Regions from separate parts of the Homo sapiens genome. Here region 2 is linked to region 1. A link is an interaction called in ENCODE POLR2A ChIA-PET data of the cell type or tissue named here. Cell type or tissue: PC-9. All regions are shown on one strand. Each heading gives the region's core, and the rest is flanking DNA. Links, peaks and the distances in the headings are about the cores only.

Region 1 (16,491 bases), core at 8,152-16,151:
ACTGCTGGGCCTGTCTTTTATCCACTCGCTGTCCCACAGCCAGCTGGATGGAAAGGTTTTAGTTCTCAGTTACGCAGTTCTACGTGATTGCCATTAATCTGTAGAAAGAGTGAACACAGGCCCAGGTACTTCTTTGTAAATATTAAGATGTTAAACGTCATTTGAAAGGTTTTTGTGCAAGAATGTGAGAGTGTAAGCATGTTTAAATCTGGACTGTGTGAACTAAGATGAAGCAGAGAAGACAGCTGTCCTGCACACCGCATGATGGTAATATTGGCCAACTGGCCCACGTGATAGTTAACTAAATATGGTAGTCGTAACTTCCTAAATGCATGTTGGGTAACAGCTTTATCAGTCAGAGTTCTCTAGAGAAACAGAATCAAGGAGATTTATTTCAAGGGATTGGCTTACATCCTTATGGGGGCTGGCAAGTCTGAAATCTGTAGGGCACGCCAGCGGGCTGGAAACTCATGTAAAACTTGAAGCTGTAGGGGTTCTTTTTGGTTTGTTTTTGTTTTTGTTGAGACAGGGTTTTGTTCTATCACCCTGGCTGAAACGCAGTGGCACCACCATGGTTCACTGCAGCCTGAATCTCTTGGGCTCCAATAATCCTCCCGCCTCAGCCTCCCGAGTAGCTGGGACTAACAGATTCATGCTACCACGCCAGGCTAATTTCTGACTGTAGAGATGGGGTCTTGCTGTGTTGCACAGGCTAGTCTCGAACTCCTGGGCTCAACCAATCCTCCTGCCTTGACTTCCCAAAGTACTGAGATTACAGGCATGAACTATCATGCCCGGCTGATGATATAGTCTTGAGGCAGAATTTCTTTCTCTTCAGGGTTTTGCTCTTAAAGGACTTCAACTACCTGGATGGGGCCCCACCCATATTATCTAGCATCGTCTCCTTTACTTAAAGTCAACTGATTGTAGATGTTAACTATGAAATACCTCTATAGCAACACCTAGCTTAATATTTCATTAAGTAACTGGATACTAGAGCCTAGCCAAGTTGACATATGAAACTAGCCATCACATCAGCCAATGAGGCAAAAGTTGATATTTTGATCAGTTCCTTAAAATTGGCATTAATAATTTTATATACAAAGTTTCAAGAACTACCTTCTTACAATTTGAAGAGAAAGAAGTAGGTTTTCCCACCATCACCACATTCTTGGGAGCTGTCTTGCTCTTGGGGTCATCTTACTCTTGGGGTCATCTTGCTCTGTCACTGAAACAAATTTTTTCCCCAAGACACCAAAGACCATCATAAAATGCTTACCTTGGGACACGTTTTCTACAGAAATTCACTCAATTCTGAAGAGAATTTTGTTTCTGCCACTTTGTCCTGATTTATACAGCCAGTCAAGCCTGAGGGCAGGCTTGAAGATGACAGATTAAGTAAATGTTCCAGGAAAATAATATCCACTTCCTTTTGAGTAATTTGTTGGGGGCCCTTCATTTTCTTTTTCCCAGTAAAAATACTTCCCACCCAAATTAAACTCAGATTGATAGAACCATGACACTCCCCTCTGGTTCCCAACTTAAATGAAAACTTACAGAGAAGATTTTCCCTAAAGAGCTTTCAACACTTTTGCCTAAAAAGCTGACCATTGTGTTTCCCGGCTCTTGGCAAACCTATATAAGATACCTGAGAATGAAAATGATTCAAGGTGTACTTGGCTTCATTTTGCTGTAGGTAGAGGAAATAATTATATCTTGCATTTGGAAGTGGTGTAATTTGGCAGAGGATAGAAACATTTACAGATAATTGAAGGACCACCTCACCAACAAAGATGAAAAAGACCCAAACAATTCTTGGCAGGACTGCCCAGTCAGGGAAAGACATTTGAATTTTGTATGTATGAAGATAAAGGGGGGTAAGATTGTCTGTGTGCATTTGCTAAAGAGCTTCTTTGATCACTTGAGACTCCCTGAATTTCCACTCTGAAGGTAAAGGTTTATATGAATCCATCATTAGAAAGAGAAATAATAAAATTAACTTTCATTTACCTGCATTACGCACAATGAAGTATGGTCATAATAAATAACTAAAAACATCAAGAACCAGATAATTATTCAAATTTGGTTTATTAATTCAAAGACTTTCTGCTACATAATTTGTTTAATCGGGGATATTTTTGGCCTGGCAGGAGTCTAGGGCTTACATGTTGCTGGAAGGGGAAGTGAGTTACTCCTTTCCCAATATATCATTGAATCTTGGAAGCTGCCAGATAGAGCAGGGCAATATGTTTTCTCCACATTTTGTTTAGCATCCATGAATTTGCAAAGGGCAGAAATGCCTCCTGGGAGGAAAAGGACTAGGACTGCAACATCTTCTCTCAGGTTCAAGGAGAGAAAAATGAGTTAAGATGGGCTGGGATGACACTGACCAAGGCCAGACAGCATGGAAAGATAATAAAGGCTCAAGAGGAAACCTACTATAAAAGAGGGAGAGTCTGGACCCCTGACAAGTGCTATACCAGTGTCCGGATTGTAGGTGAAGAGCATTGGTTCTGATTATAGAGTATGGCCAATGGTGGAACCCCTTCTGGTATGGTTGTCCGCACCCAAATCTCATGTTCAGTTGTAATCCCCAATGTTGGAGATGTGGCCTGGTGGGAGGTGATTGGATCATGCAGGAGGTTTCTGGTGGTTTAGCACCATCCCGGTAGTGCTGTTTTCATGACAGAGTTCTTATGGGATCTGGTTGTTTAAAAGTGTGTAGCACCTTCCCCCTCTCTCTTCCTCCTGCTCCTGCCATGTGAAGTGCCAGCTTCCCTTTTGCCTTCCACCATGATTGACGCCAAGCAGATGCTGCCATGCTTTCTGTACAGCCTATGGAACCATGAGCCAATTAAACCTCTTTTCTTTATAAATTACCCAATCTCAGGTATTTCTTAATAGCAGTGCGAGAATGAACTATATACCTTCCTACTGAGTCAACTTGACATTATGATTGTGCTTTGAGGAAAATGGTTATGGATATCTGAGTAAAATATTTTATCGCTAAAAAGCTGTACTTTCTGGGTACCTAAACTTTTTCACTTTGGGATGCTCATGACTAATATTTCGTAGAAGTGTTTTTCCTGGTACAATGAAAATCCCTTTGGGTGACTCAGCAGGTGGCAAATATGGGAATTGGCAGTGATGGCAAATAAAACAGCCAGATTCAACTTGCAGGCAATGGTTGCCTAGTTAGGCCCCCACACAGCGCAGTAAGGCAGGAAGCTTATCTGATACAGCTCAGTGAGTTCCATCTAGCCTTGAGGGAGTAAGGTAAAATTCCTGTACTCCTTCTGGGTGCATTATAGTTCTTGGATGAGTTTATCCTCAGAAGTCCTTAGGAATATTTAGGAATAAAAAATGAAGTAGTTATCCATTCCACTATAAGAAATTACCATAACATTTAGTAGCTTAAAACAATAAACATTTATCTCATATTCTCAATGAGTCAGGAATCCAGGAGTGGCTTAGCTGGGAGGTTCTGGCTCGGCATCTCTCATGAGGTTGCACGCAAGCTGTTGCCTGGAGCTGCAATCCTCTGCAGGCTGGAGGAAGGCGGTCTTCCAAGCACACTCACGTGGTTGTAGGCAGGCCTCAAGTTCCTCAAAGGTTGTTCGCTGGAGATGAAAGTTTCTTAGCACAATGAGCTCTCCAAGTCTTAATCAGTTCAGGCTGCCATAACAGAATACTGTAGACTAGGTAGTTTGTAAACAACAGAAATTTATTTGTCACGGCTCTGGAGACTGGAAATCTGAGATGAGGACGTCAGCATCGTCAGGTTCTGGTGAGGGCACACTTCTGGGATGCAGACTGCTGACTTCTCATCGTATCCTTACATGCTGAAAGAGAGCCAGTTAGCTCTCTGGCCATTTCTTTTTTTTTTTTTTTTTTTTTTTTTGAGACAGTCTTGCTCTGTCGCCCAGGCTGGAGTGCAGTGGTGTGATCTTGGCTTACTGCAAGCTCAGCCTCCTGGGTTCACGCCATTCTCCTGCCTCAGCCTCCCGAGTAGCTGGGACTACAGGCACCCGCCACCATGCCCAGCTAATTTTTTGTATTTTTAGTAGAGACGGGGTTTCACCGTATTAGCCAGGATGGTCTCAATCTCCTGACCTCATGATCTGCCCACCTCGCCCTCCCAAAGTGCTGAGATTACAGGCATGAGCCACTGCACCAGGCCATTCTGAGAGGGTACTAATCTCATTCATGGGGGCTGCACCTTCATGACCTAATTACCTCCCAAAAGCCCCACCTCCAAAATCATCACAATGGGATTAGGGTTTCAACATATGAATTTGTGGGGGAACATATTCAGTCTGCTGCACTGGCTGAGTGTCCTCATAACATGGCAGATGGCTTCCTTCAGAATGAATGATCCAAGAGAAAAGTAGTGAGAAAGATCAAGACAGAAGCCAAAGTATCTTTTATAACAATCTCTGGAGTGGCATATCATTAATTCTGCCATATTCTCTTGGTTACATAAATCACCCTGGTACAGTGTGAGAAGGAACTACACAAGGTATGAATAGCAGGAGGTGGAGATCGTTGAGGACCATCTGAGAGGCTGACCATACAAAGACTGAATGTCCTAATCATTTAGCTATTGGGAATTCAAGGCTAACAGGAAAGTAGAGATTTCTGTCTTCTTTGTTAATAGTACCTAAAACAAACAAACAAACAAACAAACAAACTGGCACATAGTAGATGTCCAATTAATATTAAATAAATGAATTAATTTTAATATTAAAGAAACTGTGGACTTATCCTGCAGGAATAGCCTGATAAGATCTGGGTATTGGGTTCCATTTGTCTTCTTTATTATATTTTGCTCAAGATTCAATTGATTTGCATATGGTCACTGACCATAAGAGAATCTTTTCTTTTAGTGAAAAAGAAAATTAAATTGAGAGTATAACATTTGCTAGATAAAAATCCACTTCTTCAATTCAAATATCACACTTTGTTTTGCCTAGTTCTTTTTTTTTTTTTTTTTTTTTTGAGTTTAGGAGCAGAGGTTTAATGGGCAAAAGAAAGAGAAAGGAGAGCAGCCCTCTTTCTCTTGTGAGAGAGAGGGGTGTCTGAAAGGGAAAAGCCCACCTAGTTCCTTAGAATCATCAATAAGTGGATATTCAAGAGGTGAATAATTTTTTAGAAAATGGAAAAGTCAAAAACAGTCCATTCCTAGGGCTATTCTGAAGCAAAATAGTAAGTAAATCAGGTATAGATTGTTAGTATGATCAGACACCTAAGACTGAAGTAACCAATGCTTAACTGATAGACCTGGTCACTTCTGCAATATGATAAAACCTTCAGATTTACTTCACCTTGAAACTGGACTAACAGAACATGTCAGATGAAGACCTAAGACTGACTCTTCAGTGGGGACAAGCCGTTCAGAATCCATGAAACCGGGATTCTCATTCAATATTATAATAGTCAGGGTTCTCCAGTGAAGCAGAACCAATAGCATAGATTTATAGAGACATAGGTAGATAGACAGATAATTGGATAGATAGATACAATGAGATTTATTATGAGGAACTGAATTTATTGTGATTATGGTGGTTGAGAAGTCCCACAATCTGCCATTCACCAACTGGAGACCCAGGAAAGCCAGTGATGTAAATCAGTTTGAGTTCAAAGACCTAAGAATGAGAGAAGCCAAGGTAGTAAATCCCAGTCCATGGGCAGGAGAAGATGAAATGAGATGAGATATCCAAGCTCAAGCAATAAGGCAGAAAAAAGGAGCAAATTCTTCCCTCCTTGGCCTTTTGTTTCATTCAAGCCCTCAGTGGATTGGATGGTGCTCATCCACATTGGGAAGGCAATCCATTTACTGAGTCCAACAATTCAAATGCTAATGTCATCCAGAAATATCCTCACAGATACACCCAGAAGTAATGTTTAATTTGGGCATCCTGTGGCCCAGTCAAGTTGACACATAGAATTAACCATCATAAATATTAATAATTGTAATTGATACTATGACTTAAGCACCTTATTAGAGCCACAGCTTTACGTGCTTTTCCTCAATTTTAACATGAAACAGTCATGGGATACCTACCTAGCTCACTGCAATTTCCTTTTCCTGAGAACCATCTTAACCCAGAAATAGGTCCCATAACCATGTTGCTACTACAAGGCTCCATCTCCCTGGCCACAATTAATTGAATTAGAGAGTGATACTTGACAAAAAGGAGCAAAACAGATTCTATCCACACTATGCTTTGAAATGGGGACGAAAGACTAGTATATCAGTCACTTGAACAGAAGAATTATCAAGAGCTATAGAGTGGGCATCTTCCTCATGGGCAAGAAAGATGAGAGATGGACAGACAGTACCTGTTGGGTGCTTGCTTGTCACACTGTTTAGATCCTATTGAGACTAATCTCCCTTTGGTGTCCATTTGATAACTCAGTGTACTTTCCACAAAATTCTTTTTTGTTGCATAAAGCTGGTTCAAATTATATTTGCTTCCTGTCTCAAACCTGTTTTATAGATGAGAACATTGAGAAGTTGAGTAATTTGCACAGAGCTACTGGGTTACAAAGAGGCAGGAGAGCTGAGATTAAATCAATATCATATTGATCCTTGAGCCTACCATTTATCTCCTATGCCATTAGAAGAAAGTGTTTCCTTTTCTCAGCTATCTTAGGAGGCTCAGACACCCATAAAATTAATTATAGCCATGTGATTTTCTTTGGTGAACGAAACATACACAGAGGTGACATGATTCATTTTTAGTGGAGATATTGATTGCCACTGCTTAACTCTCCATGCTGTTCCTTTTCCAGCAACCCCGAGAGCACATCACAGTATGGAGAAAACATAAGATCAAAGAAGCATGCAACACTGAGCTATCACACGGAGAACACCTGTCTGGGAAGCCACCTAAACTGACAGTGGACTTCTCAAGAGAAAGAAATAAACTTTCTTGTTTTAGGACACTGAGATTTTGGAGGTGTCTGTGCAGCATAATCTATCCTATCCTACTATATTCAACTCACAACTCCTTATGCTCCAGGCCTACTTCTGTCTTTGATTTCATATTAAATTAATTCCAACTTCCTCTTCTCTTAGAGCTATAATTTCAGTTATATATGGCTGCATAACAAACCACTCCAAAGCTTAAAACAACAATAAATTATTATTTCTCATAATTCTGTATAACAATAACAAGCAAAGTCAAGTCACCCATATTTTACAAAGTAGACTGGAGCTCAGAAATCTAGACATCTCAAATCACACAACTAGTAAATGGGAGAAGTGAAACTGGAACTCATGTCTTACTACTGCAGGCCCTGTGTTTTTCATTTTTTTTTTTTTTGGTTTGTTTTTTGCTATTAATGTATCACAGTTACTTTGGCCAGCACACCCTGTGTTATCTAACAATGATTTCCATGTTCGATCTTTCCAGGTTTTGAAAATTTCTTGACAAATAAATAAGAAAATAATCCATTAATATTTTTTTCTAGAGCTTATATTATTTATCAATTGTTTTAATTTGGAGGGATGTACCTAATTCTTAAAGATCTTGATAATGATCTTGTAACACAGTTATTAGCAATGTTTACTTATTGTAAAACAATCCCCAACTACGCCAGGATGGTTGTTGGAAGTACACACTATATCAAATCCTGAAAGGGGATTTATTTAGACTTTGCGGTGCCCAAATTTTCTTCTGAGGAATAGAGCTTCTTTACTGTACCCTCGTCCCATGACAGAGGATTTCAGCCAAAAACTCCCAGTCCCAAAGTTCCTTAAGGCATTTATGCTACTGTGCAAATGTCAGTACTCATGGGACTTGTATCACAGGGGTGGAGTTGAGGTGGGGTGGCTTGAATATAGAAATTATTCTGAGAAAGTGTCCAAAATTACTCTCATTATTGCTTGTAATTCCTGGATGCTTGAGACTAAGTCACACAGAGATTAGGATCAGATCTGGCTCAGAAGTGCTACCTCTGGTGTTGTTGCCATGGTAATCAATGGCCAAGGAACAGATCCAGGGAAACTGCAGTCTTTGCTGCCATCATGAGCTAGGATCTGCCACCAGACCCTCCCTGGATGAGGTGCTTCACTGAGGAATGGCCTCTGTCACATCCTGTTGTATGGTTCCATACTCTTGGACCCCAGCCTCCAAGTGACACTTTTCATTAGGAACCTCAGCTGCCTGGGCCTTTGATCCTCTCCTTTCACTTTTGTTGTCACTTTTCTGTTTTGGAGAGAAATAAGGAAATGTTTAACTGTACAAACAAAGACCTCTGAACTCCCCCTCTTGTATATAATGCCCATGTAAGAAGCTTCTACTTTAAGCAATCTGAGCCTTCTCACCCAACTACCTTCTTCTACAACACAGCTCATGACATCCTAACTTCGCAGGAGTGAGGCAAATGTGAAGAAGTGTCCCTGGGTGAACAGAACTAGAAAAATAAGTCAGTCTGACTATGGGAGCTTGGTGAAATTATAGTACATATGACCAGGTGGGAAAAATACTTCTCTATACTGGCCTAAATTTGGAGCAACCAATATTCCCATCTCAGGCCCCTTGTTTCCATCAGAGTGTCACATACCTTGTTTTGTATCCTATAGAACTCGTTTAACACATACTGATATTTGGGTTGAGTAAGACCAAAGAAGACAGCAAATCTTCCACCAAGGAATTCACATGCTAAAAGAAAGAACGAGCACTTGCGTAAACTGAATTACTAACTAAAGCTTCGCATCAGTTGAGATGCCCAGAGTTTAAACTATTCTGATAGTATAGTAATAGTGGTCTATTACTATACTTAACTTCAAGGCTGACAAAACATTTCAATTGCCTTGGCCTCTCAAAAATTCTAGGATTCAAAGGAAATTTGTCAAATCTTCTATCTTTATATGGGATTATATATAAACTATTTTTTCCAGATGTATATATCAGGAGAGATTTTCAATATACTTTAACAACAGGTATAGCATGGGTCCTGAGCAATCAGAACAGGTATTGTTCATTATCCCCATGCATACCGGCTAAACATCTGCTCCAAGTATATTTCAAATTAAACCCAAACTCAATCCAGTGTTACCAAGACCCACATCAGGAATTCTTCCATGCATCCAGACAGACTTCTCAGAAGTTGTTTAAGGCCTTCCTTTTCTGCCTTCAGTAGCAAGGTGGCCTGCAGGCTCAGCACTGGGATTGTTAGAGTCAGGGATAAAGGCATAGCATGAATAATGAGTGGTTTCCTAAAGAAGTCTCCTAGAAAAGTTTTCCTTTACAATTAGAGGATTTCCGACAGCCTTCTCTTACCCCTGAATTATAGGACTTTCTGATTCCTCTGACTCATTCTACCTCTTGGGATATTGCTCATATAGGGCATCAAAATGATGCTGTTTTTAAATATGTCTTATCTTTTCATTAATATGCTATCTCTTTGTCCTGTTTATTTGCTGCACTGCCTAGTACATGTGTAGAAGATAACTTTTTAAAAAAATATTAAAATAAATCTTAGGAAGCTTTCCTGTTTATGACCTACTAGAATTTTAAATTGAAAAAATTAATTACCTGTGTCGTCTGAGTTCCAACTCCATTCAAACAAAATCTCTGTGTAGACAGACCACAGCACTGACTGCTAGCATCTTTATGCCTCCACTACAATCTTGAAGCCCCAGTCAGGAGCATTTTACCACTGCAGTTCTGTTTGGCACTCACAAGGAAGCTAGGCTCACCATACATCCTATCCCTGCAATCTCAAATCAAAACCCAACATGCAAATCATTCTTCTTCTCCATACTCTCAATCCCATATTGAGTTTTGCTTCTTTTACCTGACCTAATCTTCTCCAATTCCCTCCCTCTAAAACATATCTTTTCAAACCCTTTTGCCTTAACCGAAGTGTAGAGAGCTTTCTGGAAGACAGCATTTTTTTTTCTGTTAACTTATTGTGGTCAGGGTAGGGTTGGTATTCACGGGATTTTCAACGTAACTTCCAAATCACTAACCCTCTGCACTTGTGTAAAAGCACTTATTTCTTGAAGGTTCATACCATCTGCCTAAATCACCCCATCTTTACTTTTTACTGTAATCTAAAGATTCCCTGGTCACTTTCATGGTCCTCAAGCTAGCCTTAGCCAGCCACACTTTCATAGCTCTCTTAAGGGGTCTCCCCCACATGTCAGCATGCCCGAGTCTTCCAGGTCAGAGCCCCTATACACTTTCTACCCTGGCAACTGTGACAACAAATTATAATTACGAGCATGTTTGCTGGTCTATATGACTCACTGAATATTGAGTCCCTTGAAAGCAGAGACTTGTCATTCATCTTTGTGTCCCAGGGTCCAGCACAGTGCTGAGCATATAGTAGACACTTACTAATGTTTTTTAAATGAATGAATGAAGATCAATTTCTAAGAGCTATTAATACAATTTCTATTTTCTCAGACTCTTAGTTTGCCTTCCTATCATATTCACAAGATGTGCAAGTTAGAAGGAAATGAGTAATTAGATGTTGTCAACTATGTCTTAAAAAAATTGATGAAAGTCAAGCAAAATAAGATTTAGTATTTTAGTTGTTATAAGTATTCACTTAGCCCATTCATTATGCCCCCAGGAGGGATCGATAAAGTTCATGTTTATAATAAAGCAGTTATGATGAGGGAAGTTAGAAACTTAGAACTGTGTCATACAACAATCATTGTTTTTTTAACTTGGAAGTTTATTCAGAAGAAGAGTCAACTCAGGGAGGACTGATTATTGCCCTCAAATATTGCCCTCTGTCCTATGAAAGAGGCATCTATAGCAGTTTTGTATGGTTAAGAAAGATAAGTAGGAACTTTAGAAGTAGATAAAATTTGGGCCGAGATAAGAATTTCCTGATGAGAGTTGGTAAAAGATGAAGGGTCTGCCTGAGGATGCGAAGTTCTGTGCCTTTGGGAATGAAAGCTTAGCCCAGATCTCACTTATTCAGGATGCGATGGAGTGGCTTACACAATTGGAAGTCCCACATACTCTGAGGGCCTATCGATATATATATTTGTTTAGGATAGAAAAAAATAACCTTAGCAGTACTTACTAGAAAATGAGGTGCTTGCTATTCGTCCTGCCCAAAATCGTAGGTAGGGCCCCCAGGAAAGTTTAGACTGAAAAAAGGAGAAATTGAGATAGAGTAGTTAATAAGAGGAATGGTGACTGCAGATTTGTTTTAATGTAGAGATTTCAAAATGCTCTATATAATATGTTCCATTTTCTCTCTCACAGATGAAGAGACCAAGATGATTAAAATTGTAAGTTGCCTATGCATGGATTTAGAAAGCAAAAAAGGAGACCAAGGACTTAGCTTAAAGCTATTCTTTCTATAAACCTTGTCTGGCTCAATCTCTTGTTCATTCACCGCCTCCCCCACCATGTTCCCTAATATTGATATACTAAGCTTACAGGGTCAAGTGTTGAATTTGTGCTCTGCTCCTCCTTTTCCTCTTCCTCCTCCTCCTCTGTGCTATATTCTTCCATGATGTCTCCGTCAACAAAATGGATAATCCTTTTAGGAGTAGTCTTTTTGGAAGGTACACTCTTCTCTAGGTCTAACTGCTGGAAACCGTCAATCTCCATAATGAAACAAAACAACTAGAAAATTAAAAACAGGGCACCTTAGGGCAAGTTACCCAGAGCTGAGAGTTATCTAGTTATTTTCAATGGATAGTAAAGACAGAGAACTCAGAGGTAATCACACCTGTGACCTCATCGATTCCTCAAATCCAAAAAAGGACTGTTCTATTCTGTACCAAAATGGAAGAGATTTGATAAATAGCGAAAACGTGAACTTACAGTCTTCAAACAAAAGTGTCAACAGGGTTTTCTTACCTTTTGTTAACGTTAAAACACACAATTGCTAGTAGGAAGGGGTCACTATCCTGCAGACGTTTCTCAATTATTTCAATAAATATTGAGAAGCAATGAAGGAAATGGTTAAGAGTACAGACTTCACACAGACAGGAGAAAACATGTGCAAAGTATATATTTGGTAAAGGACTTATTTTCAGAACATGTAAAGAGCGATTACAATTCAACAGGTAAAAGGCAAATAACTCAATTAAAATATGGGCAAAATATTTGAGTAGAGATTTTACCAAAGATATACAGATGACGAATGTCATTAGTCATTTGGGAAATGCAAATTAAAATCATAATGAGATATCATAACATACCCACTGTAATGGCTAATTTTCTTTCTTTTTTTTGAAACAGACTTTTTTGCTCTTGTTGCCCAGGCTGGAGTGCAATGGCGTGATCTCGGCTCACCGCAACCTCTGCCTCCTGGGTTCAAGTGATTCTCTTGCCTCTGCCTCCTGAGTAGCTGGGATTACAGGCACCGCCTGGATAATTTTTTGTATTTTTAGTAGAGACAGGGTTTCACCATGTTGGTCAGGCTGGTCTCAAACTCCTGATGTCGAGTAATCCACCCACCTTGGCCTTCCAAAGTGCTGGGATTATAGGCATGAGCCACTGTGCGCAGCCTAAAATTTTTTTGGGGGGCTGCAGAGACAGAGTCTTTCTCTGTCACCCAGGCTGGAGTGCAGTGGTGCAATCATGGCTCACTGCAGCCCTTACCTCCCAGGCTTAAGCAATCTTCCCGCCTCAACCACCTGAGTAGCTGGCACCACAGGTGCGTGCCACCAAGCCTGGCTAATTAAAAAAAATTTTTTTTTATAGAGATGGGGTCTCACTATGTTACCTAGGCTGGTCTTGAACTCCTGAGCTCAAAAGATCCTCCCACCTTGGCCTCCCAAAGTGCTGAGATTACAGATGTGAGCCACTATGCCTGGTCTCTTAAAAGTTAAACATAAAATCTTGTAATTTCACACCTAGATGTTTATCCAAGAGAAATGAAAGCGTATGTCTCCCTAAAGATTTGTATGGGAATATTCGTAGCAGTTTTATTTGTGAACACTCCAAACTGGAGTCAACTCAATGTCCATCCACTGACGATGGATAAACAAAATGTGGTCCATATATTTAATAGAATACTCCTCAGCAATTAAAAGTAATAAACAATGAATATTTGTAACACTGTGACTCTCAAATGTATTATGCTAAGCAAAAGAAGCCAGACACTGCATCGTATATAATTCCATTTATGTAGAAATTTAGAAAAGGCAAAATTATAGTAGAAAACAGATCACTGTTTGCTAGAGGAGAGTGGGTAGGGGTTAAGATTAACTATAAAGTGACAAAGGGAGCTTTTTGGGGTGACGGAAGTGTTCTAATAGATATCATGATCATAATGTCGGTTACTTGACTGTATAATTTGTCAAAATGAATCAAATTCTACACTTAAAATTAGTTCATTTTATTGTATTTAAGGTATATCTTAATAAAGCTGGAAAGCTTTGGAGATAGACTTCCTGGATTTAAAATCCTATTATTTAATATCCCAGTGTCTTGGTTTTCTCATTTATAAAATAATAGTATGAAATGATATAGTGCCAACCTTATAAAATTGTAATGAAGAGTAAATGAGTAAAGACACATAAAGAAGTTAGAACAATTCTTAGCAAATGGTGTTTAATAAAAGCTGGCTATTATTAAGTACCTATAATTTACTTAGCAGTGTATATGTCAGGCAGTATTCCAATGTTGTAAGGATACGTACACATGTATTTTTGCCTTTTTTTTTTTTTTTTTGAGATGGAGTTTCACTCTTGTTGCCCAGGCTGAAGTGCAATGGCACAATCTCGGCTCACTGCAACCTCTGTCTCCCAGATTCAAGCGATTCTCCTGCCTCAGCCTCCTGAATAGCTGGGACTACAGGCACCCACCACCACCCCCGGCTAACTTTTTGTATTTTTACTAGAGACGGGGTTTCACCATGTTGGCCAGGCTGATCTCGAACTCCTGATCTCAGGTGATCCACCCGCCTCGGCCTCCCAAAGTGCTGGGATTACAGGCGTGAGCCACCATGCCTGGCCTCATATTGTTTTAATTAAGATTTAAGATACTTTAAAATTATATCAACCAATATGGCTGAATGATGTAGAATAATTCTTCCTATTCCAGACACACAGAAATGCTGGATGAAATTAAATGAAAACATTAAATCATAAGTACACTAAGGAAGCAGAAAAAAGAGAGAGACCTAGGGATAGAGATGAGAGAGAGAGGGGCAGGGGGTTGAAAGCAAGTCAGCCAGCCTAGATGTCAGAATAAGAGAAAGAACAAAACTATAAGTATGAGCTGAAGCCGAGATGGTTGCTGGGGGGTTCAGAACCAGATATAGGCCTTGGAGCTGGAGTTTTATTACCAATAGAGAGAAGAGAGTCCAAATCTCAGATCCCATGAGTGTGGAGAGCTGAAATGAAGCCACCTGCATAAAACTAAGGTAATAAAATACTATCTTATCTATAAAATATGGACAGGAAAATCTACCCCCAGCTTGCAAAAGTAGCAAAGTAATTTGCTATCTCCTAGCAACAAGGGTAGAAATAGTCACCTAAAAAATATTGGAAACCCCCGCCAGTACCACATGCTGGTGTGTGGCCCAAATTCATAGTCCTCATATGCTGTGAAAACCTAAGATGAAGCTGAGTGAAATAAAGGCAGTGTAATCCACTGAACTCTGTCAGACGCCAAGTACAAAGTCACCTTGGAGGAATAATTCAACAAGACAGGGTATACTGAATCTCCACTAAAAACAATTCATGGCCGGGTGTGGTGGCTCACGCCTGTAATCCCAGAACTTTGGGAGGGCAAGGCGGGTGGATCGCATGAGGTCAGGAGTTCCAGACCAGCCTGGCCAACATGGTGAAACCCTGTCTCCACAAAAAAAAAAACAAAACACAAAAATTAGCCAGGCATGGTGGCAAGAGCCTATAATCCCAGCTACTTGGGAAGCTGAGGCACTAGAATTGTTTGATCCCAGGAGGTGGAGGTTGCAGTGAGCCGAGATCATGCCATTGCACTCCAGCCTGGGCGGCAGAGTGAGACACTGTCTCAAAAAACAAAAACAAAAACAAAAACAAAGCCAACAAATGCCTGCTGAGGATGTGCTTATTGTAAAAACTTACAAACTACATGAAGAAATTAGGCATCTGGAGGAAGGTTCAGCTGATGAGAAAACTGGGAGAGTCCTCACCTGAGAATTAGGAATGATAGGACAACAGGAAACATTAAAATTAGTGTGCTTAACATTAGGTTGGTGCAAAAGGAATTCCATTTTTTGCCATTAAAAGTCATGGAAAAACCGCAATTACTTTTGCCCCAAACTAATATATTCAAAAAGATAAAAGAAGCAAAATACAATATCCCGAAAGAAGACTGACTTGGAAAAGAACAAATTGCAGAAAAAAAAAATATCGTCGCATAGTCGTAGGTTGGATATTGATTAAGCATACGAAGAAATCTGAGAAAAGCTCTCACAATATAGTATAATTTTTTTTCTTTTGATGGTTGACAGATTCTTTTATTAACAGTCAAAAACTTCACACAATTGGAAAATAAATGTTTCTTCAATGAATAATCAAACAAAAATTATCCAGGACCTTATAGGATTTTCAGTATGTACCAGGCTTGATGCACATCTTAGAAGACAGGACATTATCTTGCTGGGATCATTAGGTTATGACTGAAAATGAGAAACAGTAATTTTTAAAACATTTACCTAATAATAGCTTTCCCAAACAGTAGTTCCCCTGAAATTAAAATAGGAAATACAATTTATGTTTATGTGTGGTTTTAGATATGACTCAATGTACATCAATTTTAACTTTATGGTTTGGTATTACTTTTTAAAAGGCGGTCAATAGAAATTCAAATCTCACTTTAAGACCATGAATTTCAAGTTGCAATGAAGTGTACAATAAAGTTGTAATTTCTCAACATCAAAGTTTAATTATTACGAAATAGTTCAAGCAACAGACAATACAGTATAATTTATGTTGGAGTGTGGGGTGAGAAAAAAAGAGATATATATTTAATATGAAAGAAAAGTTAGGTGATATAAAGGATAGATGAGAAAGTTCAGTACGTCTAATAGTAGTTTCAGAAGTGAATACAGGCCGGGCGCTGTGGCTCACACCTATAATCCTAGCAGTTACAGAGGTTGAGGTGAGAGGCTGACTTGAGGCCATGAGTTTTAAACCAGCCTGGGGAACACTGTGAGACCTTGTCTCTATGAAAGAAGAAAAGAAAGAAAGAAAGAAGGAAGGAAAGAAAGAAAGAAAGAAAGAAAGAGAGAGAGAGAGAGAGAGAGAGAGGGAGGGAGGGAGGGAGGGAAGGAAGGAAGAAAGAAAGAAAGAAGAAAGGAAGGAAGGAAGGAAAAAAGAAAGAAAGAAAAAAGAAAGAAAGAAGAAAGAAAGAGAGAAAGAAAGAAAGAAAAAGAAAGAAAGGAAGAAAGAAAAAGAAAGAAAGAAAGGAGGGAGGGAGGGAGGGAGGGAAGGAAGGAAGGAAGGAAGGAAAAGAGAGAGTTGAGCAAGGTGGTGCATGCCTGTTGTTCCAGCTACTTGGGAGACTGAGCTGA
Region 2 (16,491 bases), core at 4,509-12,508, 360 kb before region 1:
TGGGGTTACAGGCGTGAGCCACCGTGCCCGGCCCATCTGAATGGACTTCCTTCTAGGTCAGGGCACTCTAAAATTTAACCTAAAAGTCTGGTTTAGGCCATGATGGGAAGTGGAGGCTGAAAATGCCTCATTATACCCGTCAGCATTAACATCAACACAGACCTTAAGTCTGATGAGAGGCATTTATATTATATTCTCTGTAGCCTGCTACCTGGAGGCTTCATCTGCATGATCAAACTTTGGACTCCACAACCTCTTATCACAACCCAGACATTCTTCCCTATTGATAACTCTTTTTTTCTTTTTTTGAGATGGAGTCTTGCTCTGTCACCCAGGCTGGAGTACAATGGCACAAGCTCAGCTCACTGCAACCTCTGACTCCTGGGTTCAAGCAATTCTCCTTCCTCAGCCTCCTGAGTAGCTAGGATTTCAGGCATGCGCCACCATGCCTGGCTAATTTTTGTATTTTTAGTAGAGATGGGGTTTCGCCATGTTGGCCAGGCCGGTCTCCAACCCCTGACCTCAAGTGATCCACCTGCCTCAGCCTCCAAAAGTGCTGGGATTGCAGGCGTGAGCCACCATGCCTGGCCTCTATTGATAACTCTTTCAACCAATTGCCAATTAGAAAAATTTTAAATCTACCTATAAATTGGAAGCTCCCTCGCCCCTCCAGTTGTCTCATGCTTCTGGACCAGACCAATGTATATCTTAAATGTATCTGACTGATGTCTCATGTCTCCCAAAAATGTATAAAACCAAGCTGCACCCTGACCACCTTGGGCACATGTTCTCAGGGTCTCCTGAGGGCTGTGTCACAGGTCGTGGTCCTCACATTTGGCTTGGAATAAACCTCTTTAAATATTTTACAGAGTTTGACTCTTTTTTATTGACAGCGTTATTCACCATTTCGGAAAATCACTTCATGATGGCCAGTGCCTGTGTGGAGAATCACATATGTGGCACTCATATTTAGCTCAGAATAAATCTCTTCAAATATTTTACAGTTTGGCTCTTTTCATTGACATACATTATCATGACATCTTGATTACAGGGGTGATACCCACCCCTATCACTGTGACAACCAAAAATCATCCCTGCAAAATTACAGTTTCCTAGGAGGCAGCTGTCCCCATCAAGAGCCACGGCTTTTAGAGTGTTACAGATAAAATGCACTGAGGCAAAGGTCCTCGAACAGATCCAATCCCTTTATCTTTCTGTTGATGGCAGTGTTGTTCATTCAACATACTCTTTCCTTTTTTTCTTTTCTTTTCTTTTTTTTTTTTTTTTTTTTTGTGAACACCATGCTTCTTTCTGTTTGCTGTATGGAGAATATAGTCTACCAGGGGACAGAGATGATAAGTATTGAGAGGTGACAGCGTGCTGGCAGCCCTCGCTCACTCTCGGTGCCTCCTCAGCCTCACTGCCCACTCTGGCCGTGCTTGAGGAGCCCTTCAGCCCACCGGTGCACTGTGGGAGGCCCTCTCTGGGCTGGCTGAGGCCGGAGCAGGATCCCTCTGCTTGCTGGGAGGTGTGGAGGGAGAGGCACAGGCAGGAACCAGGGCTGGGGTGCTCACGGGCCAGCGCGAATTCTGGGTGGGCGTGGGCTTGGCAGGCCCTAACTCGGAGCAGCCAGGGGCAGTGAGGGGCTTAGCACCCGGGCCAGGAGCTGCGAAGGGGGCCCCGGGTCCCCCAGCACTGCCGGCCCCGCCGGCGCCACACTCGAATTCTCGACGGGCCTCAGCCGCCTGCCTGCAGGGCAGGGCTCGGGACCTGCAGCCCGCCATACCCGAGTCCCCCTGTGGTGGGCTCTCACGCGGCCAAGCCTCCCCAACGGGCGCCGCCCCCTGCTCCACGGCGCCCGGTCCCATCGACCACCCAAGGACTGAAGAGCACAGGCGCATGGGGTGGGACTGGCGGGCAGCTCTGCCCCTAGCCCTGACGCGGGATCCACTAGGCAAAGCCAGCTGGGCTCCTGAGTCAGGTGGGGACTTGGAGAACTTTTATGTCTAGGTAGAGGATTGTAAATACACCAATCAGCACCCTGTGTCTAGCTCAAGGTTTGTAAATGCACTAATCAGTGCTCTGTGTCTAGCTAATCTATTGTAAATGCACCAATCAGCACCCTGTCAAAACGGACCAATCAGCTCTTTGTAAAACAGACCAATCAGCTCTGTGTAAAATGGACCAATAAGCAGGATGTCGGTGGGGCCAGATAAGGAAATAAAAGCAGGCTGCGGCGGCCAGCAGTGGCAGCCCACTGCGGTCGTCTTTCACACCGTGGAAGGTTTGTTCTTTTGCTCTTTGCAGTAAATCTTGCTGCCGCTCGCTCTTTGGGTCTGCACTACATTTATGAGCTGTAACACTCACTGTGAAGGTCTGCAGCTTAATTCCTGAGGCCAGCAAGACCATGAACCCACAGGGAGGAATGAACAACTCCGGATGGGAAGAATGAACAACTCCAGACGCGCCACCTTAAGAGCTGTAACACTCACCGTGAAGGTCTATAGATTCACTCCTGAAGCCAGCGAGGCCATGAGCCCCCCAGAAGGAAGAAACTCCGAACACGTCCAAACATCAGAAGGAACAAATCCCAGACACACCACCTTTAAGAACTGTAACACTCACCGTGAGGGTCCACGACTTCACTCTTGAAGTCAGTGAGACCAGGAACCCACCAATTTCGGACACAGTATGATAAATAAGCAAATAGACAAGACAAGTAAGGGCTTGTGATCATTGCTTTGATGGAAATAAGATGGTTTTTGAAAGAGTAACACGGCAGGGGATTTATTTCAAATAGTGTGTGCAGGAGAAGTCTCGCTGGGGAAACACTGATGTGAGATCTCGCCACAGTAAGAGCAGAGAGAAGAGGGTTCACATGAAGGAAGCAGCACTTGCGAAGGTCCTGAGGCTGGAAAGAGTTTGGAATGCGTACCATGTGTGTATTCCAGGATGGCTGGTACTTCCACCCTAGGACCTTGGTGCTGGCTGCTCCTTTCCCTCAAACGTTGGGCCTCTCCACATCCTTTCCTTACTTCTGTTAGACACCTGCTCTAATCTCATTACATCAGAGACACCCTTCCTGACTCCTCTCTATAAACAGCAGCCACCACCCGAGCCATGGCACCCCCATCTCCTTTTTCCCACTTTACTTTCTTCCATTGCATTTACCTCTGCCTGTCAGTACCTATTTCCTCTTCCTTTTGTTATCACCTCTTCCGTCCACCAGAATGTAAGCTCCATGAGGGCAGGCTTGGTCCATTTTGCTCACAGCTGTATCTCCAGCTCCTAAAACAATGCCTGAGGCTTGGTGTGCTGGCTCATGTTTGTAATCCCAGCACTTTGAGAGGCCAAGGCCGGTGGATCACTTGAGGTCAGGAGTTCAAGACCGTCCTGGGCCAACATGGTGAAACCCCATCTCTACTAAAAATACAAAAATTAGCTGGGCGTGCTGGCACACATTTCTAATCCAAGCTACTCAGGAGGCTGAGGTGGGAGGATCACTTGAACCCGGGAGGCGGAGGTTGCAGTGAGCTGAGATAGCACCGCTGCACTCCAGCCTGGGTGACAGTGTGAGACCCTGTCTCAAATAAATAATAAATAAAACAGTGCCTGACACATAATGGGTGCTCAGCAAATTTTTTTAATGAGTTATTGAGGAGAAAAACTATTCAAGATAATGTTGACAAGACAGCCAAGAGCTGAATCATGTAAGTACTCACAGGATTTTATTCCAAGTACAGCAGGAAGGAAGGGAAGGGCCCTGTACAAAGAGGAATGATATAAACCAGATTATGTTTTTGAAAGAACATGCTGGCTGCTGGCTGGAAAATGAAAGCAAGACCAGAAATAAGAGAGCCAGTGAGGAGTCTCCAGTCTGGCCCATGCAAAGAGATGGCGGCGGCTTACAGTAGGGCAGTGGATAGGCTTGGGAGGTGGCACCAACAGGACTTGCTGAGGGATTGGATATTGGGGGGATGTTTAAAAGAATGATGTTTAAAAGACTCTGCTGTGTTGTCACCCTGAGACTCTGGATGGATATGGTGAAGCCATTTACTGAGATGGGGGAGAAATTCAGAGTGGTGATAAACATTCTCACCAAGTTTTTCCTAACGATTATTAGATGCCTGAGTTTGAAACTTTGAGTCAATCCAGGCATCCATGCCTACTTCTGATTTGCTGTAGCTTGTGTGCCACAGCCTCCCAGTTTCTGTGGAAACCCCACCATACATCAGCCCCAGCACAAAGCACAACCTCGTCAGAGCTAGCCCACCTCCAGCACCGTGACTGCTCCAGGCTTAATCTCTCCTGGTGTTGACACTTTTGCCAGTGATGGTGTCTCATGGGATTCATGCTCTTTATAAACCATTGCCTTCTTCCTATTTCTTTCATTTATTTTTCCTCTCATTCTCCTGCCCTCTGAGCTATATAACTCTTCCTTTACCTTCCAACAGAGGCCTTTCATTACATTTAAAGCAAATGGAATGCATAGTAGGCACCAAAGATGGAGGTGCTGTGCAAATAATAGACACCAAGCTCTCTGCAGGTGGGGTCCTTGTGTGTTTTCTCTTCATAGCACCCAGCACAATACTTGGAACATAAGCCAGACACGTTCATTGAGCACCATTTCTGCTGCACCCATGAAAAAAACACTCAACCCAGACAGATGGTTAGCTCCCCGACAGGACTTAAGCAAGTGGGCCAGTCTCTGTTTATTGTCGTACACTCACACAATCACACAGCTGCCAGGCGAGCACTAGGCACTTATCACACTTTTATTAAACCGATCACATCTGGCTCTTTGTGGGGTGCCAGAAAGTGCCCAATTTCTGCATGATGGGATGGACTGTGTGTGGAGTAAGGTCGGATAAATGGAGATGGGCCAGTAGCCTAGACAAATTAAGGGAGAAAAACAGTGAATTTATTTTCCACTCATCAGCCGAGCTTTCTGTGGGCTAGGAACGGGGTACCCGGCTGAAGTGAAGCAACATTGTGTCTCTTCCTGCTGTTTTCTCCACCTCCCCTCAGCAAATCATGAATGAATAAACAAACGAATGAATGAAGAAACATAGAGTTATTATAAGGATTAAGTGAAGGCAGGGTGCAGTGGCTCATGCCTGTAATCCCAGCATGTTGGGAGGCCAAGGTAGGAGGATCGCTTGAGCTCAGGAGTTGAAGACCAGCATGGGCAACAAAGCGAGACCCCCATCTCTATATTTTTATTTTAATTTAGAATAATAAATAAAATTTTTTTAAAAGAAAAGATTAAGTGAAATGTTTTTTAAGTACCTAGAATAGTGCCTAGTATACAGAAAATTCAACGTAAGTGTTTGATAGAGAGCAAGAATAGGCCAGGTGTGGTGACTCACATCTGTAATCCCAACACTTTGGGAGGTTGAGGCAGGCAGGTCACTTGAGCCCACAAGTTGGAGACCAGCCTGGGCAACATGGTGAAACCCCATTTCTACTAAAAATACAAAAATTAGCCGGGTACAGTGGCACGTGCCTGTAGTTCCAGCTAATCAGGAGGCTGAGATGGAAGGATGGCTTGAACCCGGGAGGCGGAGGTGGCAGTGAGCTGTGATCATGCCACTGCACTCCAGCCTGGGCAACAGAGCAAGACCCTGTCTCAAAAAAAACAGAAATAGAGTAAGAATAGTTTTGTCTGTATCTGCCAACAGCCACGTCTGTGGAGTCAGAGGAATGAAGGGGTCAAAGGGAGCAGGCACATCATAGAGAATACCCCCAAGATCTGAAGACCCCAGTGCAATACCTCGAGCTTAAATGCCTGTGTTTTCATTCTCCCTTCTTCTCCATAGGATCATGGGAGACCACCTGGACCTTCTCCTAGGAGTGGTGCTCATGGCCGGTCCTGTGTTTGGAATTCCTTCCTGCTCCTTTGATGGCCGAATAGCCTTTTATCGTTTCTGCAACCTCACCCAGGTCCCCCAGGTCCTCAACACCACTGAGAGGCTCCTGCTGAGCTTCAACTATATCAGGACAGTCACTGCTTCATCCTTCCCCTTTCTGGAACAGCTGCAGCTGCTGGAGCTCGGGAGCCAGTATACCCCCTTGACTATTGACAAGGAGGCCTTCAGAAACCTGCCCAACCTTAGAATCTTGGACCTGGGAAGTAGTAAGATATACTTCTTGCATCCAGATGCTTTTCAGGGACTGTTCCATCTGTTTGAACTTAGACTGTATTTCTGTGGTCTCTCTGATGCTGTATTGAAAGATGGTTATTTCAGAAATTTAAAGGCTTTAACTCGCTTGGATCTATCCAAAAATCAGATTCGTAGCCTTTACCTTCATCCTTCATTTGGGAAGTTGAATTCCTTAAAGTCCATAGATTTTTCCTCCAACCAAATATTCCTTGTATGTGAACATGAGCTCGAGCCCCTACAAGGGAAAACGCTCTCCTTTTTTAGCCTCGCAGCTAATAGCTTGTATAGCAGAGTCTCAGTGGACTGGGGAAAATGTATGAACCCATTCAGAAACATGGTGCTGGAGATACTAGATGTTTCTGGAAATGGCTGGACAGTGGACATCACAGGAAACTTTAGCAATGCCATCAGCAAAAGCCAGGCCTTCTCTTTGATTCTTGCCCACCACATCATGGGTGCCGGGTTTGGCTTCCATAACATCAAAGATCCTGACCAGAACACATTTGCTGGCCTGGCCAGAAGTTCAGTGAGACACCTGGATCTTTCACATGGGTTTGTCTTCTCCCTGAACTCACGAGTCTTTGAGACACTCAAGGATTTGAAGGTTCTGAACCTTGCCTACAACAAGATAAATAAGATTGCAGATGAAGCATTTTACGGACTTGACAACCTCCAAGTTCTCAATTTGTCATATAACCTTCTGGGGGAACTTTACAGTTCGAATTTCTATGGACTACCTAAGGTAGCCTACATTGATTTGCAAAAGAATCACATTGCAATAATTCAAGACCAAACATTCAAATTCCTGGAAAAATTACAGACCTTGGATCTCCGAGACAATGCTCTTACAACCATTCATTTTATTCCAAGCATACCCGATATCTTCTTGAGTGGCAATAAACTAGTGACTTTGCCAAAGATCAACCTTACAGCGAACCTCATCCACTTATCAGAAAACAGGCTAGAAAATCTAGATATTCTCTACTTTCTCCTACGGGTACCTCATCTCCAGATTCTCATTTTAAATCAAAATCGCTTCTCCTCCTGTAGTGGAGATCAAACCCCTTCAGAGAATCCCAGCTTAGAACAGCTTTTCCTTGGAGAAAATATGTTGCAACTTGCCTGGGAAACTGAGCTCTGTTGGGATGTTTTTGAGGGACTTTCTCATCTTCAAGTTCTGTATTTGAATCATAACTATCTTAATTCCCTTCCACCAGGAGTATTTAGCCATCTGACTGCATTAAGGGGACTAAGCCTCAACTCCAACAGGCTGACAGTTCTTTCTCACAATGATTTACCTGCTAATTTAGAGATCCTGGACATATCCAGGAACCAGCTCCTAGCTCCTAATCCTGATGTATTTGTATCACTTAGTGTCTTGGATATAACTCATAACAAGTTCATTTGTGAATGTGAACTTAGCACTTTTATCAATTGGCTTAATCACACCAATGTCACTATAGCTGGGCCTCCTGCAGACATATATTGTGTGTACCCTGACTCGTTCTCTGGGGTTTCCCTCTTCTCTCTTTCCACGGAAGGTTGTGATGAAGAGGAAGTCTTAAAGTCCCTAAAGTTCTCCCTTTTCATTGTATGCACTGTCACTCTGACTCTGTTCCTCATGACCATCCTCACAGTCACAAAGTTCCGGGGCTTCTGTTTTATCTGTTATAAGACAGCCCAGAGACTGGTGTTCAAGGACCATCCCCAGGGCACAGAACCTGATATGTACAAATATGATGCCTATTTGTGCTTCAGCAGCAAAGACTTCACATGGGTGCAGAATGCTTTGCTCAAACACCTGGACACTCAATACAGTGACCAAAACAGATTCAACCTGTGCTTTGAAGAAAGAGACTTTGTCCCAGGAGAAAACCGCATTGCCAATATCCAGGATGCCATCTGGAACAGTAGAAAGATCGTTTGTCTTGTGAGCAGACACTTCCTTAGAGATGGCTGGTGCCTTGAAGCCTTCAGTTATGCCCAGGGCAGGTGCTTATCTGACCTTAACAGTGCTCTCATCATGGTGGTGGTTGGGTCCTTGTCCCAGTACCAGTTGATGAAACATCAATCCATCAGAGGCTTTGTACAGAAACAGCAGTATTTGAGGTGGCCTGAGGATCTCCAGGATGTTGGCTGGTTTCTTCATAAACTCTCTCAACAGATACTAAAGAAAGAAAAAGAAAAGAAGAAAGACAATAACATTCCGTTGCAAACTGTAGCAACCATCTCCTAATCAAAGGAGCAATTTCCAACTTATCTCAAGCCACAAATAACTCTTCACTTTGTATTTGCACCAAGTTATCATTTTGGGGTCCTCTCTGGAGGTTTTTTTTTTCTTTTTGCTACTATGAAAACAACATAAATCTCTCAATTTTCGTATCAACACCATGTTCTGTCTCACTAACCTCCAAATGGAAAATAATAGATCTAGAAAATTGCAACTGCCCTTAGAGGTTTCCAGTCTCCATTGATTTTCTTTCAGATCCAATAATACCGTTCTGTCCTGCTGTGTTGATTATGGAATGTATCCTAATCATGGGAAGGGCACCTTGGGAGAAGTTGCAGATGGCTGACGTGCTTTCTCTAGCATTCAGCTAAAAAATGGGATGGTCCATGATTCTGCGTTCTCTGTGTTCTGCAAAACAACATTAAGTAGAAAACAAACAGAAGCAGAGGCACATTTCCTTCTTTTGCCACAGAAACAATGCCACTGTTGAGTGCAAGTCACACTTTGTCTCATAGATAAGAGGTGGCCCCAAAGAAGCTGGGATGAATGAGTCACTACCTGTCTTGTGACTGTACTGCACTTCATGTTCTTACCTTCGGCTTCTCCAGGTCTCGCCCTAGTGAGCCAAGAACTTTCTCTCACATGCTGCCTTTATTTAAGCCTGGCCTTCAAGACCTTCCATGATTTATCACCAACCTACCTTTTCAGCTTTGTTTCCTAGCACACCTCATTGATCAGCTGCTCAGGCTGTTGCATGAAGAACATGGACTTTGCACACAGATCCTGGGTTGAGTTCTGAGTCAGCTGTGTATTAGCCATGTAACCTTGGCCTTGGTATGCCCTTGCTGGACCTACATTTTCTCACGTAACAGCATCTATGTCATAGAATTCCTGTGAAAATTAAATTGGCCAAGGATGTCAGGGCTTCTCAGATCTTTTCCTTCGTTGCCCTAATGACCACAAGAGAACACATACACTGAAGGCCTCCTGGGGGGCAGTTGCAATTTCACTGAAGTTGTATTTTTTTATCTTAAATGAAATCTATGTGTATTTTCCATTCTGTTCTTTTTTTCATGTTTATTAATATAGAAATGTGTTTTTGCAAAAGGATTAAGAATACTTAAAACAAGGAAACTGTGCCAAAATTACCCCATAGCTTCACACACTGCCTCCTCCAAGTCCAGCGTAACTCCAGGTCAGCTCCTGCAGTTTGAGGGGTACACATGGGTCTGGGACTCAGCTCTCCAAACTGTCACCTTCTTCCCCTCACTGGGCCCCTCAATCCTGACTCCTCCAACACACACACGCGCGCACACACACACACACACACACATACACGCTATTCTCATCCCAACTTCTTTTGGCCACTTCTAATCAATGAGACCGAGCTTTCCCTGCACCCAGCGATGGCATTATTTTCACGCACACCATGCAGTCCCCACTGTACCTCTTTCCTCTGGATTCTTCTCCCATCTCTGCACATCCATCCTACGTTTTCTTCGTTTTCTTCAAAATCCAGCCCATGAAGCTCCCTGGGATCCCTAACCCAAAGTCCTCTCTCCCTTTTGTGAAAACTCTTGACACTTTATCTGGTCTTTTAAAAGTAGCACTTACTACTACTTCCTCTATCCTTTTTTCTGAGCCTGCCCGGCTGCCCGCCTCTCTGGAAGATAAGTTCCCTGAGGAAAGACCTTGTCTTCTGTGTCCTGCCCTCACTGGCTGTAGCAGATCACTTATGGTTTGGGGACCATTCAAGGGTTTCCCACTTACACATCTGCCCATGCTTCTTCCTCCCCATGGAATTTCTTCTCCCCATCCTACCACTCGTCTGCCTGATGAATTTCCTTGTTTAGCAAGACTGCCCATCCCTCATGACCCCAGTGACAGATTTTCTGTCACTGATACATGACATTGTGTTGCGCCAGTGTGTTTATGTATGTGTATGGACGGCTTAGTTTGTGAGACACTGCAGTCAGGATCTTGTCTTGTTCATCTGTGTATCGCAGGCCCAGTTTGTGCCTGGCCCACAGTATGTGCTTAGTAAATGTCTTGTGGATGAGTGAAGTATACTGGGAAGCCCAGCCTCCCTCATGGCAACACCTGCTGTTATTAGACTTTCCACTGGAGGGGCAGGGAGGATGAGGGCCTGAGAGAGCAAGATATCCATGGAGGTGCTGAGTGGTAAGCTGAAAAGGGCAGGAGACCACAGGCTGTCAGACACCCCTGAACACTATTTCAAATGGCCAGGCATGGCACAGGCCTCCTGGGTAGTGGGACAGTGGCAGCCTGGATTAGCAGCTAGGAACGGGGCTAGAATGGAGAGCTGAGGGGGTGGGGAGGAAAACAGAACCCACATGAATTTGCAGTGAATAAGGTCTCCTGGAACCCTGTGCTAAGAAATACAGTAAAACAGGGCCAGGCACTGGTGGCTCATGCCTGTAATCCCAGCACTTTGGGAGGCTAAGGTGGGCCAATCACTTGAGGTCAGGAGTTTGAGACCAGCCTGCCCAACATGGTGAAACCCCGTTTCTACTAAAAATACAAAAATTAGCTGGGTGTGGTGGTGCACACCTGTAATCCCAGCTACTAGGGAGGCTGAGGCAGGAGAATTCCTCGAACCCAAGAGGCGGAGATTGCAGTGAGCCAAGATGGCACTACTGCACTCCTGGGTGACAGAGCGAGATCCTAACTCAAAAAAAAAAAAAAAGAAGGAAGGAGACAAAACAAAAGTATACTGTGTCAGTAACAGGTATAACCGCAAATCAGGAAGACTGTGGAAAGACCACTCTGCTCGGTTTCATGCCCTCCTGTCCCACCTGCTGCTCAGCCATGGTTTTCCCCCAGCTCTAGGGGGTGGGAGGGGCACCCAGGACACTGAAGAAATCTCCTGGTCAGAACACCTTGTATGAACAGGACTCCTAGGGAAAGGGGTTTCCTAGTCCGGCTAGGGGTTGGAGGTAGTGCTACACCAGGGACCTCCCTTGGTTTGGGTGACCATCGCTATGACTCTGTTTTCCAAACCAAACCTGGGACATGTAAAATGACAAGTGCAGGTGTCTTTACAGGAAGAACAAGCTGAAACACAGATAACTCTCAACATAGGAAAGGAGTCTATCCCACAGCCTTTTCTAATCTTCTTATTTAAAAACACGAATTACAGGTAATTTTCCTAATGAAACACATTTAAAAGGCATCTTTTGTGGTCTCTGTATAGAGTGTATGGGGGACCTGTTCATGTCTACATCCTAGCCACTGTTAGTTTCAACATACCACTCTATTTCAAAACTTCCCTTTTCTGGCAAAGATCCAAAACTTACTAAAATTCTTTTGTCTTCTTTCCCATGGTCAGGCCCAGCAGTTGGAATTCTTTTTGAGGCCATTTTCCCAAGTCTTTATCACGTCACAAGACTTGCTGTGTACATGGCAAAAGGAAGGCCCAACGGAGCCACATTGGGAAGTGGGCCCTGGGGAGTCTGCTGAGACACTGGTTGCTAAGTGACTGCCCTGTCTTCCATGGCGCAGTGATTCAAAGCCAGGCCTCAGGAAATAGATAAATTCCACATAGCACAGACCTCTGGGGTCACTCCAAAATGGTGAGAAACTACCACAGTTCAATCTCAGAATGGCTAGAGCTTTCTGTAGTTGAAACTGCAACTATTCTGGAAAGATCTAGAATATTGACTAGAGCTGCTGAAAACTTCAAAGAGAATCCCACTCATGCCAAATACAACTGACTCTGAAAATCCCTTGCCAACCACGTGCACTTGCAGTGAAGAATGTTTTAGAGAGTCTTGATATTATGTAAAGCAAATGCGGTTTGAAGTTTTAAATCATGAAAGAACCACGTTAAGAGGACAAGAGACTGTGGAGTAAAAGTTTAAGATAGTTAAATGCTCATGTACCACAATGTAAAATTGATTACAAAAAAGTCTACAATATTAAATCAAGAAATAGTGTTCCAAATATATATATTTAGAAGTATGAAAATGCCAGAAGAAAGAACCATACAAATTAATGATGATTGCCTGAGGAAGTTCTGCCCAGTTCTTCCATTGGGAGCATCTAGAAAAGCTGGAGAAACTATTTTTTTAGAATCTATTTAAAGACACGGGAAAGTTGCAAGGTAGTAAATAGGGCCAAGAGGCAAGAGAAGAAGGAAATCGAGAAAGCTGACTACAATGCAATTAAGACCATCTATTACCAAAAAAAGACTATCAGTGAATGAAAAGGGAAACTTTAGCATGGAGGGAGATATTTGTAATACACGTATCCAAAAAGGACTCACAGGCAAAATCTAAAAGAACTTCTACAAATCAATAAGAAAAAGACTACAGAAAAGAAAAATGGACATGACACTTAAGAATTTCACAAAAGGCTATCCAATGTCCAATAAGGAAACGAAAAGATACTCAACCTCCTTTAGTGATCAGAGACACGCAAATTGATACAACATTGCAATCCCACTACCCACCCACCAGAATGGCTAAAATTAAGATGACTGACAGTACCAAGTATTGGCAAGGCTGGGGAGCAATTGAAACTTTCCTGCGTGATTGGTGAGAATGTAAATTGGCATACTATAAAGCAGGGTTCCCCAACCCCCAGGCCATGGACCCATACTGGTCTGTTAGGAAGCGGGTCACATAGCAGGAGGTGAGCGGCAGGCTAGCAAGCTAAACTTCATCTGTGTTTGCAGCCACTCCTCATCGCTTGCATTACTGCCTGAGCTCCACCTCCTATCAGATCAGCTGCGGCATTAGATTCTCATAGGAGCTTGAACTTCGTGTACGAGGGATCTAGGTTGTTTGACCCTTATGAGAATCTAATGCCTGATGATCCATCATTGTCTTCCATCACCCCCAGATGGGACCATCTAGTTGCAGGAAAACAAGCTCAGGGATCCCACTGATTCTACATTGTGGTGAGCTGTATAATTATTTCATTATATATTACAATGTAATAATAATAGAAATAAAGTGCACAATAAATGTAATGGGCTCGAATCATTCTGAAATCACCCCACCCCTATCCCCCGCCAGTCGGTGGAAAAATTGTCTTCCATGAAACTGGTCCCTGGTGCCAAAAAGTTGAAGACTGCTACTTTTATTTTTTATTTTGTTTTATTTTTTAGATGAAGTCTAACTCTGTTGCCCAGGCTGGAGTGCAGCAGCACAATCTCAGCTCACTGTAACCTCCACCTCCCAGGTTTAAGCAATTCTCCTGCCTCAGCCTCCCAACTAGCTGGGATTACAGGTGCGTGCCACCACACTCAGCTAATTTTTTTGTCTTTTTAGTAGAGATGGGGTTTCAGCATGTTGGCCAGACTGGTCTTGAACTCCTGACCTCAAGCAATCTGCCTGCCTGGGCTCCCAAAGTGCTGGGATTACAGGCGTGAGCCACTGTGCCCAGCCAGAGACTGCTACCTTAAAGAACAGTTAGTCGTCTACTAAAGTTGAACCACACATGCCCTGTGATGCTGAAATTCTACTCATAAGTATATACACACTAGAAATCCATGCACTTATGCGTGAAAACACACATAGAAAAACGTTGGTAGCAGCATTATTTGTAGTAGCCAACATTGGAAACGACCCACATGTCCATCAACCACAAAATGGATCAATAAATTGTGGTAATTGAAAGCCCTACAGAAATGACAATTAGCCAATTATAGCTACAGGTAACAACATAAGTGAATCTTGAAAAAAATGTTAAGTCAAAGAAGCAAGGCATAATGATGAAATACCAAGTGGTTGCAATTTGAGAAATTTTAACAAGGCAGAACTCATCTGTGGTGATAATGAGGACAGTAGCCACCTCTGGGGAGGAGTGAGTAGCGCTGGAGGGGGCTTCCAGGATGCTGTGTATGTTTTATGGCCTGACCTGGGTGACAGCAACACTTTTGATAATACATCTTATCGGCACTGATGAATTTGTTCACTTTTCTGTGAGATACTAGTTTTCCATTTAAAAAACAATTTTTTGAGATGGAGTCTCACTCTGTCACCCAGGCTGGAGTGCAGTGGCGTGATCTTGGCTCACTGCAACCTCTGCCTCCCGGGTTGGAGAAATTCTCCTGCCTCAGCCTCCCAAGTAGCTAGGATTACAGGTGCATGCAACCAGGCTCAGATAATTTTTGTATTTTTAGTACAGACAGGGTTTCACCATGTTGGCCAAGCTGGTCTTGAACTCCTGACCTCAGGTGATCCACCCACCTCGGCCTCCCAGAGTGTTGGGATATGAATTAGACAGATTTGTTGGTTAAAGGAATAGAAACATGTAGCAGACTAATTCATGTAGAGCTTATGGGACATTCTTCCCAGGATACCTTATTTTTGTCAGGGATTGCCTCTGATCTAAATGTGTTTCCATGCTCTGCTCCCACCAAAGGAAAAACACAAGTGATTATCCTGGAGGGCTTAGGGAGATTGGAGGAGTCAGGGAACTGCAAGCTTTTATTATGAGTATGTGATATTATTTAAAGTTTAACTCTGTGCATGCATTTCAGTAATAATACTTAAAACAGACAAAAACAAAAATAAATATGTACTTAGATAAAATTGAGATAGTAACTCCTGCCCTTGGCAGAAGACAATCTAGAAATAATTAGCCAAAATTCTAAAATTAAGCCACCAACAAAAAAAATTATTTCAACAGGTGAATATACATACACATGATATATACACACACATATATAATGTATAGATCATATATTTTATGTATAATGTTTTACCCAATTTTATTTTTCTTAAGATTAAAGGCACTTTTAATCTCTTTTACTTAGCAATTAAATATTTGATTTCTTCATGGCCACAATAACTTCCATTTAGATAGACCTTTTAAGAAATTAAATATTTTTATTTCACAGAAAATTCCATGGAAAGAACTCACTAAGGCTTCCATGGTCCTCTCAGACACCACAGTCCAGGAGAGTCTGACAAGGTGGCTTTATTCCTGAAACTCAGGGACCTGATCCAACGCGCTGGAAATTGTGTTTCTTTTCCCAGCTCAGGCTATTCACCTCAGGCCCCTGTTTTCCTGTCTCCTCCCCAGGAAGGTTGTGATAAAAATCAATGACATCATGTCTCACTGGGCCCCAGCCACCCTTCAGGAAGCAGGTGCTTTGGCTGAGTGGAGGCTGGGGCATTTTTCTGCTGCGCTGGCCTGCATCTGCCTTTCGAGTAGCCCTAGAGGCCTAACGCTTGAGGTCACCTTCATGGTTTTTCCAGTGACCTTGGCCATTAATGAGCTCCCACCGCTTCCCCAGCTGCAGCTGTATTATAGCGCCAGAGTCTTCCAAGCCTGCAGGTTGTGCCAAGCCTGGAGGGATTTGCAAAAGTAAGTAGCCAGTGGTTTCCGTGCACTGGTCCCTGTGAAAAGAAAAGAAGCTTTTTGGAGTGGGAACTAGGGATCACCACTGGTGATTTAAGGAAGACACTCAGGCTTAGGTGTGAAACAAAGGAGGAGAAGCTGGTGTGGGGAGTTCCTGGCTGGCAAGGGACAACCCCAATGTGAGCCTCGGGTGGGGAGTTCCCCAGCTGGCTTCTTCTGGGCTTGGAATAAGAATGCGGAGTTGCAGTTTTAGCTGTGTGTTGTTTCACCCCTTGGAGCTTCAGGGTTTGGTTTGTTGTTGTTGTTGTTTTCCCCCAGCATTAAAATGTATATAGAATATAGAACTAATTAGCACAGTTCCTAGCACAAAATAAATGCACATTAACACCTGGTAGTGCAGAGAGAGAAACTATGTTGTAGAAAAGTTGACCATCTAGGTTCTCTGGGGTCCACAGGTCTGCTTCTAGTTCCCCTGGTCTGGACACAGTTCCTTGTCCCTGGGGTGAATCTAATCTCTTTGGAGGTCAAGGCAATACGTCTGGAAATCTGAGAAGAAAATCAGTAAACTGGGTTTTTCTTAAACATACAATAAAATGGATACATTCTAAGTGTAAATTTCAATGTCTACACCCATGTAACCATTACCTCCATCAGCATATAGAATGTTTCCTTTACTCCAGAAAGTTGCCTCTTTCGCTTTCCTGCCAATCCTTACCCCTGCCCCAACTCAGACAACCACTGTTGTAATCTATCAACATAGATTGA

What was found. Peaks named below come from ENCODE experiments on the same cell type or tissue, not always from the same donor. Only the 100,000 strongest peaks of a DNase experiment are listed, where the experiment ranks them.
Region 2: POLR2A ChIA-PET joins it to region 1 with 10 read pairs; 2 of 35 experiments call an interaction of 5 or more read pairs at or near these places.

The regions. Positions count from the first base shown.
Region 1 is chr1:222,741,643-222,758,133 of GRCh38, reverse strand. FAM177B (family with sequence similarity 177 member B) reads right to left here. Exons shown (of 6, transcript NM_001394345.1): 3 at 11,415-11,603; 4 at 11,053-11,119; 5 at 8,572-8,669; 6 at 7,130-8,213. The coding sequence starts at 11,588. The coding sequence ends at 8,076. It overlaps LOC105372984 (a long non-coding RNA gene), which reads left to right. Exons shown (of 4, transcript XR_922641.3): 4 at 6,796-6,952. Among named protein-coding and RNA genes, the nearest start is that of FAM177B, 13 kb to the right of the region's middle. In PC-9, for the core only: no CTCF peak of the experiment used is centred there; no DNase peak of the experiment used is centred there; H3K27me3 peaks cover 2,359 bases.
Region 2 is chr1:223,102,364-223,118,854 of GRCh38, reverse strand. TLR5 (toll like receptor 5) reads left to right here. Exons shown (of 6, transcript NM_003268.6): 6 at 5,820-9,451. The coding sequence starts at 5,824. The coding sequence ends at 8,400. It overlaps LOC107985323 (a long non-coding RNA gene), which reads left to right and starts at 15,574. Exons shown (of 3, transcript XR_001738491.2): 1 at 15,574-15,732. RefSeq lists an enhancer at 1,831-2,332. In PC-9, for the core only: no CTCF peak of the experiment used is centred there; a DNase peak (open chromatin) is centred at 8,934; H3K27ac peaks cover 1,087 bases.